Regions from separate parts of the Homo sapiens genome. Here region 2 is linked to region 1. A link is a contact called in ENCODE Hi-C or POLR2A ChIA-PET data. All regions are on one chromosome and are shown on one strand. Each heading gives the region's core, a stretch centred on a gene start or an enhancer-like site at or near the end of the contact. The rest is flanking DNA. Distances are from core to core; before and after follow the strand shown. Region 1 has its middle 140 kb from the start of LINC01685. Region 2 has its middle 61 kb from the start of NDUFS5.

What was found. A loop is a pair of places that touch in the nucleus more often than their neighbours do. ChIA-PET counts read pairs that join two places held with the same protein, here RNA polymerase II (POLR2A). Pooled maps may share reads with other maps.
Region 2: a loop to region 1 is called in a pooled map of heart right ventricle, with 2.6 times the contacts of the local background. The contact joins two enhancer-like sites. A Hi-C loop is called at or near these places in 4 of 168 maps with a recorded cell type or tissue (CD4-positive, alpha-beta T cell, CD8-positive, alpha-beta T cell, IMR-90 and 1 more), 2 of 37 single-sample maps with no recorded cell type and 15 of 50 pooled maps. POLR2A ChIA-PET finds 5 or more read pairs at or near these places in 1 of 52 experiments (activated naive CD4-positive, alpha-beta T cell).

Annotation. Positions count from the first base shown.
Region 1 is chr1:38,612,289-38,615,632 of GRCh38, reverse strand. No RefSeq gene overlaps it. Among named protein-coding and RNA genes, the nearest start is that of LINC01685, 140 kb to the right of the region's middle. Within about 2 kb of position 1,557, at least 2 of the 41 ENCODE cell types and tissues checked have a DNase peak (open chromatin) inside an H3K27ac peak, as active enhancers do.
Region 2 is chr1:39,085,809-39,089,237 of GRCh38, reverse strand. It overlaps a transcript of MACF1 not described here. Among named protein-coding and RNA genes, the nearest start is that of NDUFS5, 61 kb to the right of the region's middle. Within about 2 kb of position 1,982, at least 9 of the 41 ENCODE cell types and tissues checked have a DNase peak (open chromatin) inside an H3K27ac peak, as active enhancers do.

The DNA.
Region 1 (3,344 bases), core at 308-2,807:
GGTGATATAAAAAATGTCTTAAGGCCAGAGATGAGGTGTCTACACATCCATGTGTGTAAGGCATATTGCCTTAAAAGTTTGTACTAATACTAAATTGAATATTTTGCTCTGAATCCTCATTTCATAGAGTTTGGTGGTGGGGTGGCGGGGGGTGGGGAATAAACCTTAACCTTCCTTAGAGAACCCACCCACCCAGGCACCCAGGGAAGAGTTGCAATTCGAGGCTCCTAGGCAGAGAGAGGGAGAGTGGGGGAATAACCTCTTGCCTTGGCCATGGGTTCCCATAGCACTCTCTTCTGTGGCTTCCTATATGGCCTGGTGGCTTTCTACTGCCTCAGGGCCATGTTGGACTGTTCACAGTTCCATCTGCCTGGGTGACCCTCCCAGAGGTGCTGATGAGAACAAGTCTGCTCTACGCCTTTCTGTCTCTCTCTCCTCCCTCCCCTAGCTGGCGAAATTTCTATCTGCTCCTCTGAGAAGGGGTCAGAGAGTGAAGCTCAGCTCTCCCCCTGCTTCTGGCCAAGACACTAGTCAAAGCCTGAGAAATCCCCTTCCCCCAAGGGCTCAGGCTTTTGGAACACAAAAGCCAGAGAGATTTCCAGGCTATTTCTGGTTTTTGCCCTGCTGCGTCTTTCCCCTGAGGCAATGAGCAGAATGCTGACTTCCTCTTTGGGGATGGTGGGGTGAGAAGGGAAAATATAGGGGAGAAAAAATACAGGTTGGATAGACTTGTATCTCAAAATATCATCCCAGCCACACCTGTTAAATACATTCCAGCCTTCGTTGCTTCCCTAAGTTCAATACATTTTGTGTTGGGGGTACTTAGAGTCAGGGTCCTGTTATCTGTGTTTGTTTCGATGCTCATGTTCAAATTCATGCCTGCTTCCTCTAGGGTAAGTGTGATTTCTTCTAGTTAAGTACGGGAAAAAATTAAGTAGTATTAATAGTTTTTTTTTTCTCTCCCTAAGTGAACAGTGAAATTGGCAGGCAAAAGGCAACAGAAAGCATTTCCTTAGCTTGTTCTTGTCTAAAAATATGGACAAGCAGGAGTGTGAGGGAGTGTGCAGGAGGCTTGTCCCCACAGTTCTCCACAGCCAGGAGCATGGGGGCCACTGTGGGAAATGAGCCCAAATGTCTCTGCTAAGAGCCTCTTTTAAAACAAGCTCCCCTCCGGTTCTGAGGTTTACAGCAAACTTCTCAGAGCACATGGGCAATTTTCCCCAAGCCCTTGAAATGAAAGACAAAGAAAGCAGAGTGACAGGGCATCTGTGGAGAAAGGGCTTGCTGGGCAGGCCAGGCCAATTAGCTGCTTTCCACCCCTGAGCTCTCTGTGGTGGTCTTCCAGTGTTTGGTGGGGAGGGGAGGGGAGCCATGGGGCCTGGCGTGCCTGACACCCAATTAGTGCTCATTCACCAACTGACCAGCCCAGCTGGCTGGCCTGCTCCCTTCCAGCTGCTCAGCAGCCGGCTCCAACAGCTCTAAGAACAGGGGGTGCTAATTGGATGCTGAAACCCAGCCGCTTCTCCATCCGCCCAGCCCAGCCTTGTGAAGGCCGCGGCTTTCTTGGCCAAGCTCCTGCCCCTGGTTCCGCTGTCAACTCATCCTCCCTGGGAAAATGCCGCTCCTCTCAAGTAGAAATGTAACAGCCAGCGCTGCAGCTTCCACCAGAATTCTTGAAGAGCCCAAGTCAAGGCAGAAGCAAGGTCAGTAGGGGAATGGGTAATGAAAGGGAGGAGAGAATGAGAGGTCCTGGGGGCCATCAGGTTCCCTGGGGTATTGGAGGAAGCATGAATGTAGGAGACAAGGAGCCCTGCCGCTGACTGTCGGTGGTGTCTTTCATTCTTGGGCCTCAGTTTCCCTATCTGCACACAAGGGGACCTGACTAGATGCCCTGCACACACTCTTCCAGCCCTGATGTGGAACGTCTCTGAGCCAAGACTCGGGAGTCTGCAGATCCCTGCAGTGGGGTGGGCATGCCCCTTGGGACCCCGAGTCACAGGAGTCCTTTTTGAGCTCAATGCGGTTCTGGCTCTGGCTGATGAGGGCGCTGAGCCTGCCTCTTAGAAGACTTGGTTCTCCAAGACAAGTCAAGATGCTGGGGGAACAGCCCTGCTGTCCTGGTCCTGTAAATCTAGATATCCAAGTGGTTTTCTTTTTTCCATGTTTCCTGCTGTGTCAGTGATTCCAGGGATGTCTCAGGGTCATAGTAGGTTCACACAGGTGCTCTCTGGAAGGGACTGCAGCCCCACGCCCCTTTGTCAAGGCAGCCCCCAATGTGTTTGCACAGTAACAGCCACAGGGTCCAGCTTCACTGCCTCATCTCAGGTTATCGGGTTATCCTGCTGATACGGTGTCAGATGTTAGTAACCATGTCCCATTAAGAACCCACATTACATTGTCTTGTTGCTCCGATTCTTTACTGCCTTCCTATATTGGGATTACACATCCATGCTCTTTATCATGTGACTTTGCAGTTCCTGCAACCACACTGGGTGGTGTAGACTTCTCTGCTGGTATATACTGATAACGAACTGGGTCAGATGACTTGCTTCGGCCAGTGGAACGTGGGTAGTAGTGATGCTGCCAGTCTGTGCTGAGACTCTAGGATGCATCACTGTGTCTCCTTAGCCTTCTTGTGCCCCTGTGATCTGCTGTGGACAGGACATGCTCCTGGAATCCACAGCGCCTGCAGCCTGGGCCCCAGAATGAATGTGTGTGTGGAGGAGACCTGAGCCTAGCCCAATACCTGGGGCCACTCTGGTCCACATGAACTCATCTGGACCAGCCAAACCTAGGTCAACCTGTTGACCTATAACTTTGAAAATAAATGTGTGTTGCGGTAAGCCACAAAGATTTTGAGGTTATTTGTTAAGAGACGAAAAACTGACTAATATGGCCGGGAGTGGTGGCTCACGCCTGTAATCCCAGCACTTTGGGATACCAAGGTGGGCAGATCTACTTGAGACCAGGAGTTTGAGACCAGCCTGGCCAACATAGTGAAATCCTGTCTCTACTAAAAATACAAAAATTAGCCAGCTACTCAGGAGGCTGAGGCACAAGAATTGCTTGAGCCTGGGAGACAGAGGTTGCAGTGAGCCGAGATCGCGCCACGGCACTCCAGCCTGGGTGACAGAGGAAGACTCTGTCTCAAAACAAACAAACAAACAAACAACAAAAAAACCCCAAACCTGACTAAATACATCAATAAAGACAAGAAACTTCCAGGAGAAGGATGCTGAGGAGCACCTTGTTGGTGTCCAGGAGCTGGGCACAATAGAGAAACCATTATACTCTTCTGGCCAGGGGCAGCTCAGGGGACAGGATGGCCCATCTCATGGGAGGCC
Region 2 (3,429 bases), core at 733-3,232, 470 kb before region 1:
ATAATTATTTTTTCCCTTCTAACTACTTAAAAAAAAAATAGAGACAGGGTCTCATAGGCTGGTCTTGAACTCCTTAGCTCTAATGATTCTCCTGCCTCGGCCTCCCGAAATGCTGAGATTACAGGTGTGAGCCACTACACCCGGCCTTTTCTCCCTTCTGTCCTCTCCACTAGACTGAGTTCCATGCAGAAGGGACCACATCTTCAGTCATCTTTGAATATCAATGCCAAGGACAGGGAGGGTCCTGATTATGTGATGTTAGATGAATGAATACCTGATTGATGGGTAGATGGTGGAATCTTCCTGCACCCTACCGTGCCCTAGCCCAAACATGAGCCCTTCTTCAAAACATGTTACTGCCATCTGCAGGAAACTTGTAATAATAAATGTACACGTCTGCAATGACAACAAATGTGATGTGAATCGCACCCCCAAGGGTTGTGCAGTGTACAGCCATGTGACACCCTGTCTTGCACCCTGTTCTCAATATACTCCCCACAGGTCCCAAGGGATACATCATTTCTTCCTCTCTTTGTTTCTACCCTTTGGGGTTGTACTCCTTGCTACAGTAAGCTCCCTAGCGCCCCACTTCCTTGTTGCTCCCCACCATTAAGTAAGGATATTTCTACTGCTCTTCACTAAAGACAGAGAGCCAGAGGGGAAGAGGCAAATTTTCCAAGATCTTTGTCTCTCCCCTTTCCTGGTTCTATAGACCAGGATCCTGAGGCCTTTCCCGGAAGTGACCAAGTCTCTCAGGTGAGTGTGGAGATTTAGATTGTCAACTACAGAAGATTCAGACTGGGCTGGTTGCCAGGTATTGCCTAAGGAAATAGAAATAACAATGTACAGGGCCGGGTGCGGTGGCTCACGCCTGTAATCCCAGCATTTTGGAAGGCCAAGGCAAGCGGATCACCTGAGGTCAGGAGTTCAAGACCAGCCTGACCAACATGGTGAAACCCCATCTCGGGCCAGGCGCGGTGGCTCACACCTATAATCCCAGGACTTTGGGAGGCTGAGGCGGGCGGATCACGAGGTCAGGAGATGGAGACCATCCTGGCTAACATGGTGAAACCCCGTCTCTACTAAAAATACAAAAAATTAGCCGGGCAAGGTGGCAGGCGCCTGTAGTCCCAGCTGCTCAGGAGGCTGAGGCAGGAGAATGGCGTGAAACCAGGGGGCGGAGCCTGCAGTGAGCTGAGATCCAGCAGAGATTGCACCACTGCACTCCAGCCTGGGCGACAGCGAGACTCCATCTCCAAAAAAAAAAAGAAACCCCATCTCTACTAAACATACAAAAATTAGCTGGGCATGGTGGCACACGCCTGTAATCCCTGCTACTCGGGAGGCTGAGGCAGAAGAATTGCTTGAACCCGGGAGGTGAAGGTTGCAGTGAGTTGAGATTGCGCCACTGCACTCCAGCCTGGGTGGCAAAGTGAGACTCTGTCTCAAAAAAAAAAAGAAATAGCAATGTACTTGGAGTTAGAAGATCTGTGTTTACCAGTCCTGTGTAACTATAGGCAAGTCCCCTAAACCCTCTGAGCCTCGGATGCTAACATATGTCCTGCCTAACAGAGTTATTTTGAAATCTCTGTGTAAACCATAAAGCTGATAAACCGAAACAAGACACTTTCATTAGTGACTCTTGTTACATTTGAATGTGGCTGGGCTTAGGGAGTTGAGAATATGGCTGGCAAAGAAGAAGGAGAAACAAATGTAGGGAAAGGATGAGAACAGGAAGATGGGAAGAAGAACAAGGTTCAGCACCCTAAAACCTGTTTGGCTTTGTAGACTGAAATCAGCAGGTTTCTCAGCCCCGACATCCCTCTCTACTCTGACATGTGTGACCACCAGGCTTGCCCCATCAGGCCTCTCAAGCAAGGGCGAGGCCCTAAGACCAGCTCAGGACACGGAGTGGGCCAGGGAAAGGGAAGATCTCTATTTGGTGAGAGTGATTCAGACACCCCCACTTGGCTTCATAAGCAAGATCCAGGGGGAGGAGAAAATTGCACAGGCCACAGCTGGCTTCCAGCGTAAGACTGACTTCATTTCCTCCCACAATTAAAGTTCTGCTTCAGAGAGCTTCAGAGCATCCAGGGTCTCCCAGACATGCCCCCCTGCACCTCCTGTGAAGGAGTCCCTGCAGAGCTAAGGCTGCCTTTTCCATTACTCTGGTGGAGCCCCCACAGCATTCTAAAATCACATGAAGATTTCAGCAAGACCCTAAAGTCGCAGTCCCGCCTCGTCTCTGCTGCCTCTCTCCTCTCCTGCTAAAGAAACACGCCCAACTGCAGTGCACAAGTTATTTTTAACCATGGCAGTCTCCCCATTTTCAGCCTCACTGGCCCAGCCCCCTCCTCAAAAGAGGCATTCAGCAGTGTCAGGATGCAAAGGAGATCAGCATCTATGCCAGAAACACAGCACAGCGCAGCACCCACCATCCCTTTGCTCAGTTGACCCAGCAGGGTCCTTAGGAGCCTTGCCTGTGTAAAATTAAGCCTCCTTGAGTCCACTCCACTTCTATTCTAGACTCCAAATCTGAAGCAGCAAGCAAATCATCCCGTGGGCCTCCTCAGAGAAGACTGGAAGTGGAAATCATCACAAAACGATCTAAGTATGCATGAGTGATGAAGGATGGAGGCAGAGGGCATAAAGAAGGAAGAATGAGACAGCCCACTCTCTCTTCAGGAGAAAGAGGTTTATGAGTCATCAGGGCCCTGAGTTATGGCCCTTCAAGACTGGGGACAAGTAAACCCCTTCCTGCACCCTAGGGACAGCTCTAAAATTCTGTTACTGGCTGATGCTGCAGGCCCAAAGGTTTTGAGAAGGACTTCCTCCAAGGACTCCTCGTTGCCCACTAGAAAGAGCTCCAACTCTCCCTCCTGCCTTCCAGGCCCCACTGTTGTCTCCTCACTTGGAGCTCATTCCCTCTAAAGTCCTTTCCTGATTACCTGAGCCCACATAAGCCTTTCTCTAACTTTCCGTTATAGCTCAGTGCCTGTTTCTGGATCACAGTCTGTCACATCACATAATATCCTCAAAACACTCATTCAGCATTCATTCAGTCATTCAATACCAATTGATCTCTAGCATGTACAAGGCCCCGTGCAGCCCTCGGGGGCTCAAAACATAAGACACATCCCAAATTGCTCACTCTTCTAAGGGAGTGATGGGCACCCTGTGGGTTAACTGCTACATTGAACAAGGGAACATGGAGGAGAGAAAAGTATGACTGTGAGAGCGGAGGAGGAAGCTTTGGATACCACTGGGGGCATTAAGGACAGAGGAGGCGGCACTTAAAAGAGGAGGAGGGTTTACCAGCATCTTGCAGAGAAGAAAATTAAAGTGTGGTGGTTTCATCCTGCAAGATGCATCCCTCTGGGGGTCCAGTTACAGTGTACTGTGGCAGGGTGATTGGGGGTAGAGGTGGTG